Regions from separate parts of the Homo sapiens genome. Here region 1 is linked to region 2. A link is a contact called in ENCODE Hi-C data. All regions are on one chromosome and are shown on one strand. Each heading gives the region's core, a stretch centred on a gene start or an enhancer-like site at or near the end of the contact. The rest is flanking DNA. Distances are from core to core; before and after follow the strand shown.

Region 1 (6,418 bases), core at 1-2,500, 1.7 Mb after region 2:
GGATTATCTTGTTTACTTATAAATGATCTTTCTCACCTCCACCAGAAGGTAAGCCAGGATAAGAATAACATCAGCACAAGCTGGAAACATCCTAAAAGTCTATCAGTAAAGTACAGTCTAAAGAAGCAAGGGCACTTCCAAGGCCAGGTGCAGTGGCGGGTTCGTGTAATCCCAGCTACTCGGGAGGCTGAGGCAGGAGAGTCGCTTGATCCCAGGAAGCGGAGGTTGCAGTGAGCCGAGATCGCGCCACTGCACCCCAGCATGGGTGGCAGAGTGAGACTCTGTCTCAAAAAAGAAGAAAAACAGAAAAGGAAGAAAAAAGAAACAAAACGAGGGCACTTCCAAACTACAACATACTGTCTAGAACTTAAAAAAGAAAGCAAGGTAGATAAACATGTCCTGACAGGAAAGCTAAACGGAACCTGCAGAACCATTCAGATCATACCATTTATGAACATTCCCTTCTCCAAAAAATATACATAGGATTCCTTTTTGGTGGTTAGGGATACGCCCCTCCTCCACCACCCACATTAACACACGAAAGGACCTGGAAGTACCAGACTTAAAAGATTTACTTGAGGCCGTCCGGGGGGAGAAGTAAAGATTGAGGGTGTGGGAGGGGGGAGGAGCAAGGGTGTCGATACAGCTTTATCTACAAACTGTTACACATTGTATTAATGCGCTGCTACTGTAATGAAATTTGTTCTTTAAACGCCACCACGTGAGCACCACGCTATTTCCACATTTTCATTTTCTGTGCCCCCTCAGCCCTAAGAGGAGGGGGTGGTCAGATGATACTGCTGCCCTCGGACTGCCGAGGACACAAAGCCAGGCCTAAAACCCTGGGAAAGCGGGGTCAGAGTCCTGCGTCCGCCCTTCCCGCACCCCCGGCACCTTTTCCTTCTCCTCACAGCTGAGGGGCTTCCCGGGAGGCTCGTCCATCGGGCAGGCGACAGAACGAAAAGAGCAGCCGTCGCCGACCCCAGGCCTGCCGACACCGGGACCCAGTTGGCCCTGGGCCGGGGAGGCGCCCCAGGAAGGAATGGGGAGCCCGGGATCGCACCCTCAGTGCGCGATCAGCTGACCCACGCGGGCCAAGCGCGCCCTAAACTCCGGCCAATTAAATCCACCATTCGGCCTGCGCACGCGCAGCCGTAGACGGCCGAGCAGTGGAGCGAGGCCGCCTAAAGGAGAGCCGCGCTGTCGATGAGTCCCAGTGGGCCACCTGGAGCGGAAGTGGAGGAGCGGCCGGAAGTAGCCGGAATCTCTGAAAGACTGACCGACTGACTCTGACAGGATCCGGGGCTGAGGGAAGGAGGCGGCGGCCATGGAGTTGGGCGAGCTGCTCTACAACAAGTCTGAGTACATCGAGACGGTGCGCGGGTCCAGATATGTATCCTCCTCTTTCCAACCCTGCGTCCCTTTGAGGCCTGGTCGGCGTTCCCAACCTGCCCCTACCCCACCAACCCCTGTCCCTTTGGCCATTAGTCCCGGATTATCTAGCGATGCCCCGTGTACCGTCTGGCTTTGCTGTTTACTCCGCGCTTGGCCAGTTGAGGCCTTTTGTATTTATTCCTGATTTTCTCATAGGGGTAAAGTGCCTTCGGGAGGATAGGACAAGTCCCATCCTGTTCATACGAATTACAGCTCGGACTTCGGGCCCTTTTACACTGCCTTTTGTATCTGTTAACTTGCGCTAAAAACGATTCGGTTCTTTTTTTTTGAGGAAGGGGGTTGGGGGGCGGAGACTCTGTCGCCCAGTCCTGAGGGCCGCGGCGCGATCTCTGCTCACTGCAACCTCCGCCTCCCGGGTTCAAGCGATTCTCCTGCCTCAGCGTCTCGAGTAGCTGGGATTACAGGCGCCCGCCACCACGCCCGGCTAATTTTTGTATTTTTTGGTAGAGACGGGGTTTCACCGTGTTGGCCAGGCAGGTCCCTAACTCTTGACCTCAGGTGATCGACCCGCCTCGGCCTCCCAAAGTGCTGGCATTACAGGCGTGAGCCACCGCACCCTGCCGATTTGGTTCTTTATGATCAGTACATGATATGTTTGTAAAATCTTGGAAACAGGGCAAGTGGTCAATTAACGTTACTATCGTTATTTTGGTTTTCTTTGCTTTCTCACAACTCTGATACTCATAGTCATTATCCTCGTTTTAAGGCCGTAAAGCCCACGCGTGGAAGTGGGATTTGAATCCGCGTCTGTCTGATGCCACCAAGCTATAGACATTCAAATTATGAGTTTATTCCTTGAGTCCCTAGTTTCCTTTGTGTTTTTATTTTTTGAGACAGGTTCTCACTCTGTTGCCCAGGCTGGAGTGCAGTGGCACAATCACAGCTCATTGCAGCCTCGGCCTTCCAGGCTCAAGCGATCCTCTAGCCTCAGCCTTCTGAGGAGCTGGGACTACAGACACGCGCCACCATGCCCGGCTAATTAAAAAATTTTTTTTTTGTTGAGAAGGGGTCTCACTATGTTGCCTAGGCTGGTCTTGAGCTCCTGTCCTCAAGGGATCCGTCTGCCTCAGCCTCTCAAAGTGCTGAGATTACAGGCATGAGCCACCATACTCAGCCATAGTTTCCTAATCCATCATTGCTTTTTTGATATCCTGGACTCACTCCATTGTGGACAGCACCCCACTTTATGTTTTTTTCTCTCAAATGGGAGCTTTCTTGATGGAAACCTGTAGTCCAGAAACCTATTAAGTTTGCTTTCCCCGGTTTTCCGTTGTTTTCTTTTAGGCATCTGGGAACAAAGTCAGTCGCCAGTCAGTGTTGTGTGGAAGCCAGAACATCGTTCTCAATGGCAAGGTAAGGGACAAAGCCAGCTCCAGGCTGCAAACCTTAGCTTGCGTTCTGCTAATTGTCACCACAGCAGGGCAGATAAAATGTTGCCATATCTCCTATTTATTGTTTACATTTTTAATTCTCTTGTTTTTAAATTTTTTATTTTGTAAATTGGATCTCCTTTTTGTTTTTTTTTTGTTTCGGTTTTTTTTGAGACAGTCTCACTCTGTCGCCCAGGCTGGAGTGCAGTGGCCCCATCTCAGGTCGCTGCAACCTCCGTCTCCCAGGTTCAACCAGTTCTCCTGCCTCAGCCTCCCGAGTAGCTGGGATTACAGGCAGCTGCCACCAAGCCCGGCTAATATTTTGTATTTTTAGTAGAGACAGGGTTTCATCATGTTGGCCAGGCTGGTCTTGAACTCCTGCCCTCAAGTGATCCACCCACCTCGGCCTCCCAAAGTGCTGGGATTATAGGTGTGAGCCACTGCACCCAGCCTAAGTTGGATCTCTTGAATGCAAAAAGGTTCAATAAGAGGCAACAGAAAACCTTTTTTCTTTTATGCCAGGAACAAAATACAGTGGTACCTAGAACCAACATTATTTTATGATATAGTGTGCATTAAACTACTGGGCACAAAGTGTAACAGGTAATGAAATATTTGAAGGTAGAAACTAAAGTAATACTTATAAAATTATCTCTTTAGTAAAAATTAATAATTCACTATTAACTGAAACTCTTAAAACGAATGTGACAATTGGAAAAGATATTAAAGTATGAGACAAATATGCAAAGTGGAATCTGAAAGCCTGAGAATCTTGTAATCCAAATAAATTACAATAGCAAAGAGACGAGTATAAACTTGGAAGAGAAAATATCACAGGGTATATTTGAGCTTGACAAACAGTGAAGTTCACAGTTGTTTTCCTGCCATCTGGAACACTCAATTTTGAAATTAATTTTTCTTTAAATATTACATCTCTAACTTCCAGAAGGAAAATAGTCTCCTTATAACCAAGAGATCACAAATATTTTCAGTAGAAGATAATTAGTCTCCATTAAGCCTGTCATACCAAGGAATTAAGTGGAAAAGAAATATAATTCAGTAATTGCTGCTCAGACATACTGTTTCTTTTTTTTCCTTTTTTGTTGAGACAGAGTATTGCTCTGTCACCCAGGTCGGAGTACAGTGGCGCGATCTTGGCTCACTGCAACTTCCACCTCCTGGCATCAGGTGATTCTCCTGCCTCAGCCTCCAGAGTAGCTGGGATTACAGGCTCCCGCCATCATGCCCACCTAATTTTTTTTTTTTTTTTTTTTTTTTGAGATGGAGTCTCGCCCTGTTGCCCAGGTTGGAGTGCAGTGGTGCGATTTTGGCTCACTGTAAGCTCCGCCTCCCAGGCTCACGCCATTCTCCTGCCTCAGCCTCCTGAGTAGCTAGGACTACAGGCACCCACCACCATGCCCAGCTAATTTTTTGTATTTTTATCAGAGATGGGGTTTCACCGTGTTAGCCAGGATGGTCTCAATCTCCTGACCTCGTGATCCACCTGCCTTGTCCTCCGAAAGTGCTGGGATTACAGGCGTGAGCCACCGCGCCTGGCCTAATTTTTGTATTTTTAGTAGAGACAGGGTTTCACCATATTGGCCAGGCTGGTCTTGAACTCCTCACCTCAGATGATCCATCCACTTCAGCCTCCCAAAGTGCTGGGATTACAGGCATGAGCCACCACGCCCAGCCCAAGATTTTTTTTCTTATGGTGAACTATGTATAACAATTTGCCATTTTAACAATTTTTTAAAAATTTTTATTATTTGAGACAGTTGCCCAGGCTGGAGTGAAGCGGCGCCATCTCAGTCGCCACAACCTCCGCCTCTTGGCTTCAAGGATTCTCATGCCTCAGCCTCCTGTGTAGCTGGGACTACAGGTGCACGCCACTACACTGGGCTAATTTTTGTATTTTTAGTAGAGGCAGGGTTTTGCCACGTTGGCCAGGCTGGTCTCAAACTCTTGGCCTCAAGTGATCCACCTGCCTTGGCCTCTCAAAGTACTGGGATTACAAGTGTGAGCCACTGCACCCAGCCTAACTATATATATATATATATATATATATATATATATATATATATATATATATATATATTTTTTTTTTTTTTAATACGCAGTTTTGCTCTTGTTGCCCAGGCTGGAGTGCAATGGCACGATCTCGGCTCACCACAACCTCCGCCTCCCAGGTTCAAGTGATTCTCCTGCCTCAGACTCCCCAGTTACAGGCATGTGCCACCATGCCCAGCTAATTTTATATTTTTAATAGAGGCGGGGTTTCTCCATGTTGATCAGGCTGGTCTCGAACTCCCGACCTCAGGTGATCTGCCCTCCTTGGCCTTCCAAAGTGCTGGAATTACAGGCATGAGCCACTGCGCCCAGCCTTACCAATTTTTAAGTGTACAATTAGTTGCATTAATTACATTCACAATGTTGTGCAACCATCTCCACTATCCATTTCCAAAATTTTTTCATCACCCCAAATAAAAACTCTACACATTAAGGAATACACGCCCATTCCCTACTTCCTTCCATTGCTGATAGCCTGAATCTACTTTCTGTCTCTATGAATTTGCCTATTCTGGATATTTCATATAAGTGGAATCATACAATATTTGTCCTTTTTGTCTGGCTTATTTCACTTAGTGTAAGGTTTTCAAGGTTCATCCTTGTTAAAGCACATCAGAACTTCATTCCTTTCCATAGCAGAGTAATACTCCATTGTATGTATATGCCACATTTCGTATAGGCACTTGGATTGTTTCTACCCTTTGGCTATTGGGAATAATGCTGCAGTGAACACTGATGTGCAAGTATCTGTTTGTGTCCCTGTCTTCAGTTTTTTTGAGTATATACCTAGGAGTGTATATACTCAATACTTGATTTGGCAATGTTTGGTATATACAAAAGAGCGTGATTGCTGGGACAAATGGTGAGTCTATGTTTAACTTTTTGGGAAACTGACAAATTTTTTTCCAAAATGGCTGCACCATTTTACGTTTCCACCAGCATTGTGCAGGGTTCCAATTTCTCCACATCTTTACCAACACTAGTTATTTTCTGGTTTTTTTTGGATTATGGCCATCCAAGGGAGTATAAAATGGTATCTCATAGTGGTTTTGATTTGTATTTCCTTAATGACTAATGATATTGAACATCTTTGAATGTTGCTTGTTGGTCATCTGTACATCTTCTTTAGAGAAATGTCTGTTCAGTCCTTTGCCTATTTTTATATTGTGTTGTCTTTTTCTTATTGAGTTCTAGGAGTTCTTTATGCATTCTGGATATTAAACACTTATCAGATATATGATTTGCAAATGCTTTCTTCCTTTCTGTAGATTTTGTGCATCCCTTTGATGCACAAAAGTTTTTAATTTTGAAGTCTGGTTTATCTGTTTTTTCTTCTGTTGCTTGTGTTTTTGGTGTCATATTAAGAATCCAAACTTATGGCCATGAAGATTTACTGCCGTGTTTTCTTCTAAGAGCGTTAATGGTCTTAGTGCTGTGTTTAGGTCATTGATCCATTTTGAGTTAATTTTTTTTTTTGTTTTTTGAGACGGAGTTTCCCTCTTGTCATCCAGGCTGGAGTGCAG
Region 2 (6,624 bases), core at 3,201-5,700:
TCCAGTGGACTGCCTGAGGTCAGGAGTTTGAGACCAGCCTGAGCAACATGGCAAAACCCCATCTCTATCAAAAATACAAAAATTAGCCAGATGTGGTGGCATATGCCTGTGGTCCCAGCTACTCAGGAGACTGAAGTGGGAGGACTACTTGAGCCCAGGAAGTACTGGAAGCACTCAAGCGTGAGTGACAGATCAAGACCGTCTCAAAAAAAAAAAAAAAAAAAGAAAAAATTTAAAAATGTGTGGGTATACAAGAGACAAAGGGTTGCATCCCCTTGAGTCTTTGATCAGCCTTTCACTGAATATACAATTTACATGTGAGAGGATGGGCAGAGGAATACTCACTTATGTCATTGTCTGGCTCAGAGAATCTTCATTTTTTTTACATAATACAATGTAAACAATAGGGCAGAGGAAGCCATCAGATACACATTTGTTTAAGATGGACTTTGAGTTCTGTCCTTTGTCCTGCACCTGTGAAAATAAGCTATCAGGCCTGGTGCGGTGGCTCACACCTGTAATCCCAGCACTTTGGGAGGCCGAGGTGGGTGCATCACCTGAGGTCAGGAGTTCGAGACCAGCCTGGCCAACATAGTGAAACCCTGTCTCTACTAAAAATGCAAAATTAGCCAGGCATCATGGCACATGCCTGTAATCTCAGCTACTCAGGAGGCTGAGGTGGGAAAATCTGCTTGAAACCAGGAGGTGGAGGTTGTAGTGAGCTCAGATCATGCCATTCCACTCCAGCCTGGGCAACAAGAGTGAAACTCTCCAAAAAAAAAAAAAAAAAAAAAAAAAAGAGGGAGGAGGGAGGGAGGAAGGGAGGGAGAGAGAGAAACAGAGAAAGAGAGACAGAGAGAGAGAGAGAAAGGAAAGGAAGAAAAGGAAAGGAAGGAAGGAAGACAGCTATCAATTTACATTGCCAGGGTGAAATTCAACAAAACTGTTTTAGGGTAAAGATCCTCAGATCCACATGGAATTGCCCTGTGGGCAAATTGTAAGGTAAGTTATGTAGCTTTTTATCCTTATAGCTATCTTATTTAGGAATAAAACGGGAGGCAGGTTTGTCTGACATCATTCCCAGCTTGAATTTTCCCTTTGGCTTAGTGATTTGGAGGCCCTGAGATTTTTTTTCCTTTCACACTTCCTAACTCATTTTATCTATGACAGAAAAATGCATGAATGGGGGGAATGAAAGTGAAAGTTAAAGCCAGTATCACTCTGGAACATAAATGCACAAATCCTAAACAAATAAGTAGCAAATTAGGTCTAGCAATATATTAAAAGAATAAAACATCCAGACCAAGTTGGGTTTATAACAGGAATGAAAGGTTTATTTATAATTTGAATCAATCAATATAACTTAACACAGAATAAGACCAATCTGTTCACCTCAATACATGGAAAAAGTATATGTGACCAAAAACAATAATTATAGAATATTAGAAATTGATATGAACTTTTTTTTCCCCCCCGAGACAGAGTCTCGCTGTGTCGCCTAGGCTGGAGTACAATGGCAGTGATCTCGGCTCACTGCAACTTCCGCCTCCCAGGTTCAAGCAATTCTCCCTGCCTCAGCCTCCCGAGTATCTAAGATTTCAGTCAACTGCCACCATGCCCGGCTAATTTTTGTATTTTTTTTTCAGTAGAGACAGGGTTTTGCCACGTTGGCCAGGCTGGTCTTGAACTCCTGACCTCAGGTGATCCACCCACCTTGGCCTCCCATAGTGCTGGGATTACAGGCATGAGCCACTGTGCCTGGCCCAGGGAATATTTCATCAGAGATAATACCTGACAGGGTAGGATTCTGAAAGGAATGGGGAAGGAAATGCCAACATCGAAATTATGCATTGGGGAAGCCATGATTAATGCCTCTGGCCCTAAGATGGCAAGGTAATGTTGTTCCCAAGTATAAACCCACATCACCTTCCTCTGGTGTGTTTTACTCCTACTGTTGCCTGCTTTCTCTTTACATTCTCCCACCCCATACTCACCGCGAGCGCTCAGGCTAGGTAGTTAGGCTCCATAGAGTCAAATTGGACCCCACATTAACGAAACTAACAATTCGAGCTTTCCAGCAATGAACTCATCTGCTCTTCCATGTCTACTCTTTTCCTGTCTGCTGGTTTCCTCTCCCAGGGCTTTCAGTGTGTTCTACGCAGAAACCAGTTCAAGGACTGGGTTTTCTTCTGCAATAAAATGCTGGAGTTGTGGCAGAGACCTCCACAGTGAGAACAGCCACGGAGTTGGCTAGGAGGTGACATGATGTGGAAGTGGTGGATGTGTCCACAAGATGGCACTCCTAATTTGTAGCTTAATGCTTAATAGGACATTTTGCAATTGACAAACTTGGGATTTTATGATTTATGTAGCTGATATCATGAATTATGTTTCAAATCCTGCCACATTTTGAACAGAATTTATTTTTGCCCCTTTCTGATATTGGGTCATAACCTAAGAATGAGAGGACATTATAAGCAGGTGTGGGTGTGTGTGTGTGTGTGTGTGTGTGTGCACTTGAGTGTGGAGACTTTTGTGTTCCTCCTACCTGACCTGAACTGTTGAATGATGAAGTTACAATGATTGGACTCAGGGGTGCAGCTAGCTAACTTGGGAATTGGGGTTTTGAAGTACTGGAGACAGCTTTGTATGCCATGTTAATGAATTTGAATTTTATCCTGAAAAACGTGGCTGTCGTTGAAGAATTTTAAGCAGGCAGGTGGCTTGATCAGAGCACTGCTTCCCAGATTTCACTCAATGGTACCTGTATAACACATTCATGATTTTTGCTGTATCTCCGTATCATCAAGTTACTTAACGTTTTTACACCAACTTTTATTATTTTATAAATGTACTTAAAGAGGAAATTCACTACTAGCATTGCTTGCCATAATCAAAATAAATATATTATTAAAATGGAACAGTGCTAAATAAGGTGTACACATGGACATAGAGTGTGGAATGACAGACAATGGAGACTCCGAAAGGTGGAGGGGTGGGAGAGAGGTGAACGATGAGAAAGTACTTAATGGGTACCATGTACATTATTCGGGTGATGGGTACACTAAAAGCCCAGACTTCACCATTACTGCAATATATCCATATAACATAACTGTACTTGCGCCCCTTAAATTTATACAAATTTTTAAAAGGAAAAAATGGAAGTGTTCATCTATGTACCAACTTAAAATCATCTCACGCACCACTAGTGTTAAATCTACCACATGTGGGGAAACTGTGTGGTATGAATTGGGTTGAGGGCGTCCCCAGCAGGCACAGAAATTGGGTTGGTGCCAGGTTCTTAATGCCCAGATCTTAATTAGAGAGCCCAAGTCCGTTGTAGGCCTGGAGCAATTCAGACACAAGGCAAAAAGAAAGTACATTTGCCTATGCCTTGTAACGTCTACACCACCAGCCTTTCTGAAACTATTGTGCATACGAAGTCATCCCAGGATCTTGTAAAAACACCGATTCGGATCCAATATGGGACCTGGAGTTCATACATTTCTAATCAACTCCTAAATGATATTGATGCTGATACTGTCGGTTTCCCAACCAAGCAACGTAGCAAGGTACGAAACTCTAAAGTCCCTAAAGGGCAGGGACCACGCCTCTCGCGTTGGCATAGTGCCTAGCTCAAGGCACTTTCTGGGTTAACACTCGCTGAGGACCGGAGTGAACGCCCCCGCCCCAAGTCGTCACGTGACTGACTTTCTCCAACTGCCGGTTTCGGCTCACATAACACACCTACTATCCAAAACATTTCTATTTTCCTAACACAAAAACTATAGCTAAGTTTTTATATTCTATGTAGCCCCAGCCTAGGACGTAAATTCCACGAGACCAAAAGCCTTGTGATGATTCCCCGAGGTTGCTGACCCTCCCGGTGTGTCCCGGGCCTGCTCTGGGGGACACAGCGGCGAATACGTTGAACGAGGCCCCTGTTTCACGGAGCTAAAGATCCAGTAAGGACTTCACCCAGCGAGAGGCAACTACGCCGGGCTTCGATACCCAATACCTCTGCAGAAAGGTGGAGTGGCAGGAATCTCCTGAAGCCTCCAACGTCCAGGAACGCGGAAACCCAGGGCCTCCAGTGCAGGTGTCATCCCGGAGGGCGCATGCGGAGTCCCAAGAGAGGCGCGTCCCATTGGACAATGCTGAGCGGAAGAGCCCAAGATAGCGGGGGGAGTTGTGACAGGCTGCTGCAGACGTACTTAGAAAAGGGGTGCATACTGGATATTCAGGCTAGGAGAAGAACGCAAAAAGCAGTGACGTACATTATTCTCTGCATATATTTACTTGGGAAATTGTGCGTCTCCCTATTCTGAGTCTTGGAGGAATTGGACTGGTCCAACCTTATAAAGAGAGCAGTAGAGCGCGGCAGTATAGAGAGTACCTCACGAAGGGGACGTGGGAAAGTGTTAGCGGGGAACGCTGGGAAACTCCCGGCCTCCGCCACCATCTTGCTTTCCTTTAATCCGGCAGTGACCGTGTGTCAGAACAATCTTGAATCATGAAGCTACTAACCAGAGCCGGCTCTTTCTCGGTGAGCTCAGGTGGCGGGTTTGGGAAAGGGCTGGGGAGCAGTGTGTCGACAAGGTGATACGAGGCGGAGGTGTCTGGTCTGGGGTCTGGGCCTTGGGATTCGGTCTGCCCTTCAGCTGAACCCTGCGGGCCAAGTGGGCTGCAGACTGGGTCAGGCTTTGGAGGCCCAGCTCATGCTGTGAGCACAAGAGACCTAACACCGGGAAACCTGAAGAGAGGGGCAGGACGTGAGAGCGGAGTTGAAGCGAGTCCTTGGAGAGACTTCTGAAGGTCACTCCGGTACTCAAGTGCTGGAGAAAGAGACCGTGAAACCCAGGGGGAGCGGGAGGACGGCGCACTTAGCCCCCCACCTTCACTTTATCCGCTGCAGCCTCTGCTCCTTGGTTTATCACGGAGCGTCAGTTTCCCCAGCGAATAAAAGTATAAGAAAGGAGCTAATGCAGATAGAACACTTATTACAGTACCTGGAACTTCATTGTTAAATACTATGGTGTCTTAGTAGTCTAACGTTGCTTTTCTTGATCGTATGTTAGACGGTTCCTCCAAGACGTCTCTGTTTGTCCTCAAAAGCTCCTTAATTAAGTTTCCCCTTCAAGCCTAAATTAAACATAGCTGTCACTTGGGGAAAACTCACACATCAGGGTTATATCACTGTGGGACAGTGGTTATTAAGAGGGGTAAGGGGGAACACTTAAAAAATCATAGCGAGGGACAGAATGCCCCCAGGGAACCGGTGGCGATGTTTGGAGACATATTTAGTTGCAACAACTTGTAAGGAGGGTGCTATTGGCATGGAGAGGCCAGGGATGCTGCTAAACTTCGCCTTACAGCAAAGAATTATCTAGCCCCAAGTGCCAGTAGTAGTACCTGTGTTGAGAAACCCCCCTAGATGGAGATGCAGAAGACCAGACCTGGGCATGGAATGTTCTTATGCTTTATGTTTACATAAATGTGCTGTGGGCTATATCGATTTAGGCTGTAATTGCATTAACCTTCCAGGTATACCTAGACACACCAGTGATTACCCTTGGAGGGAAGCACGGTTAGATTGGCAAAAGACCCCAACATTTCCTTCTCCATTCTATTTTGCAACAGAAAAAGCTCAGAGAAAACAGTTGGAGAGGCCCAAAGTAAACAAATTGCAGTAAACTTGAAAGCAATTATTTATGTGTCTAATTTTAGCACTTTATATAGGAGAATAAACTTAGATATATCTTGTTATTAGAACAAAATAATTTAGAAGATTGCATGACAGTTACTAGGATAATTTGCTGATTTGAATGGGACGATTAAGAAGCACATTACCGGCGGAGCGCGATGGCTCACACCTGTAATCCTAGCACTTTGGGAGTCAGAGGCAGGCGGATCACTTGAGATGAGGAGTTCGAAACCAGTCTGGCCATCATGGTGAAACCCCGTCTCTACTAAAAATACAAAAAAAAAAAAAATAGCCGGGCGTGGTGGTGGTGGGCGCCTCTAATCCCAGCTACTCAGGAGGCTGAGGCAGGAGAATCTCTTGAACCCAGGAGGCGGAGGTTGCAGTGAGCCGAGATCGCACCGCTGCACTCCAGCCTAGACGACAGAGCGAGACTCCGTCTCAAAAAAAAAAAAAAAAAAAAATTACCAACAAAGAGTTACTATTTGGGCACATTTGGTTGGAAAACACCTAAAATCTCACTTGGTAACGGAATTATAGATTATTCATATTTGAATTGCTATGCCCATATATCTTAAAAGTTTACTTTTTGGAAAATTATAGGCCAAAATTACAAAGAAGGTTAACTATACCATACCCAGCAAACTAAATTGATGACGATAAAGTAAAGCTAATTGTAATTCATAACTGAAAAGCAGTACTAAAAGCAAGTGATAACCAGCAGCCAACCTAGTACAGCACTAATGATGTACAACAAACAGCCTTCTGGACAGCACAGAGTGGAGGCATTGCAGACTGTGCAGGGATGTCCGGGAAACTCCAGTGAGGAGGTGTTCATTGGGTCTTGGGAGCACCAAATTTTATTCACTCATCATCTCCTCTAATAACCTCATGAACTTTAGTCATAATCAGAATGATTTGTA

The links. Hi-C counts contacts between places; a loop is a spot of excess contacts on that map. Pooled maps may share reads with other maps.
Region 1: a loop to region 2 is called in a pooled map, with 14 times the contacts of the local background. The contact joins the promoter of DCTN5 here to the promoter of UQCRC2 in region 2. A Hi-C loop is called at or near these places in 10 of 50 pooled maps.

What each region holds. Positions count from the first base shown.
Region 1 is chr16:23,640,216-23,646,633 of GRCh38, forward strand. DCTN5 (dynactin subunit 5) reads left to right here and starts at 1,251. Exons shown (of 6, transcript NM_032486.4): 1 at 1,251-1,375; 2 at 2,740-2,808. The coding sequence starts at 1,328. It overlaps PALB2 (partner and localizer of BRCA2), which reads right to left and starts at 1,095. Exons shown (of 13, transcript NM_024675.4): 1 at 895-1,095. The coding sequence starts at 942. RefSeq lists a silencer at 162-396 and an enhancer at 1,524-2,313.
Region 2 is chr16:21,948,911-21,955,534 of GRCh38, forward strand. UQCRC2 (ubiquinol-cytochrome c reductase core protein 2) reads left to right here and starts at 4,451. Exons shown (of 14, transcript NM_003366.4): 1 at 4,451-4,546. The coding sequence starts at 4,514. RefSeq lists enhancers at 3,784-4,243, 4,332-5,049, 4,564-4,733, 4,744-4,793.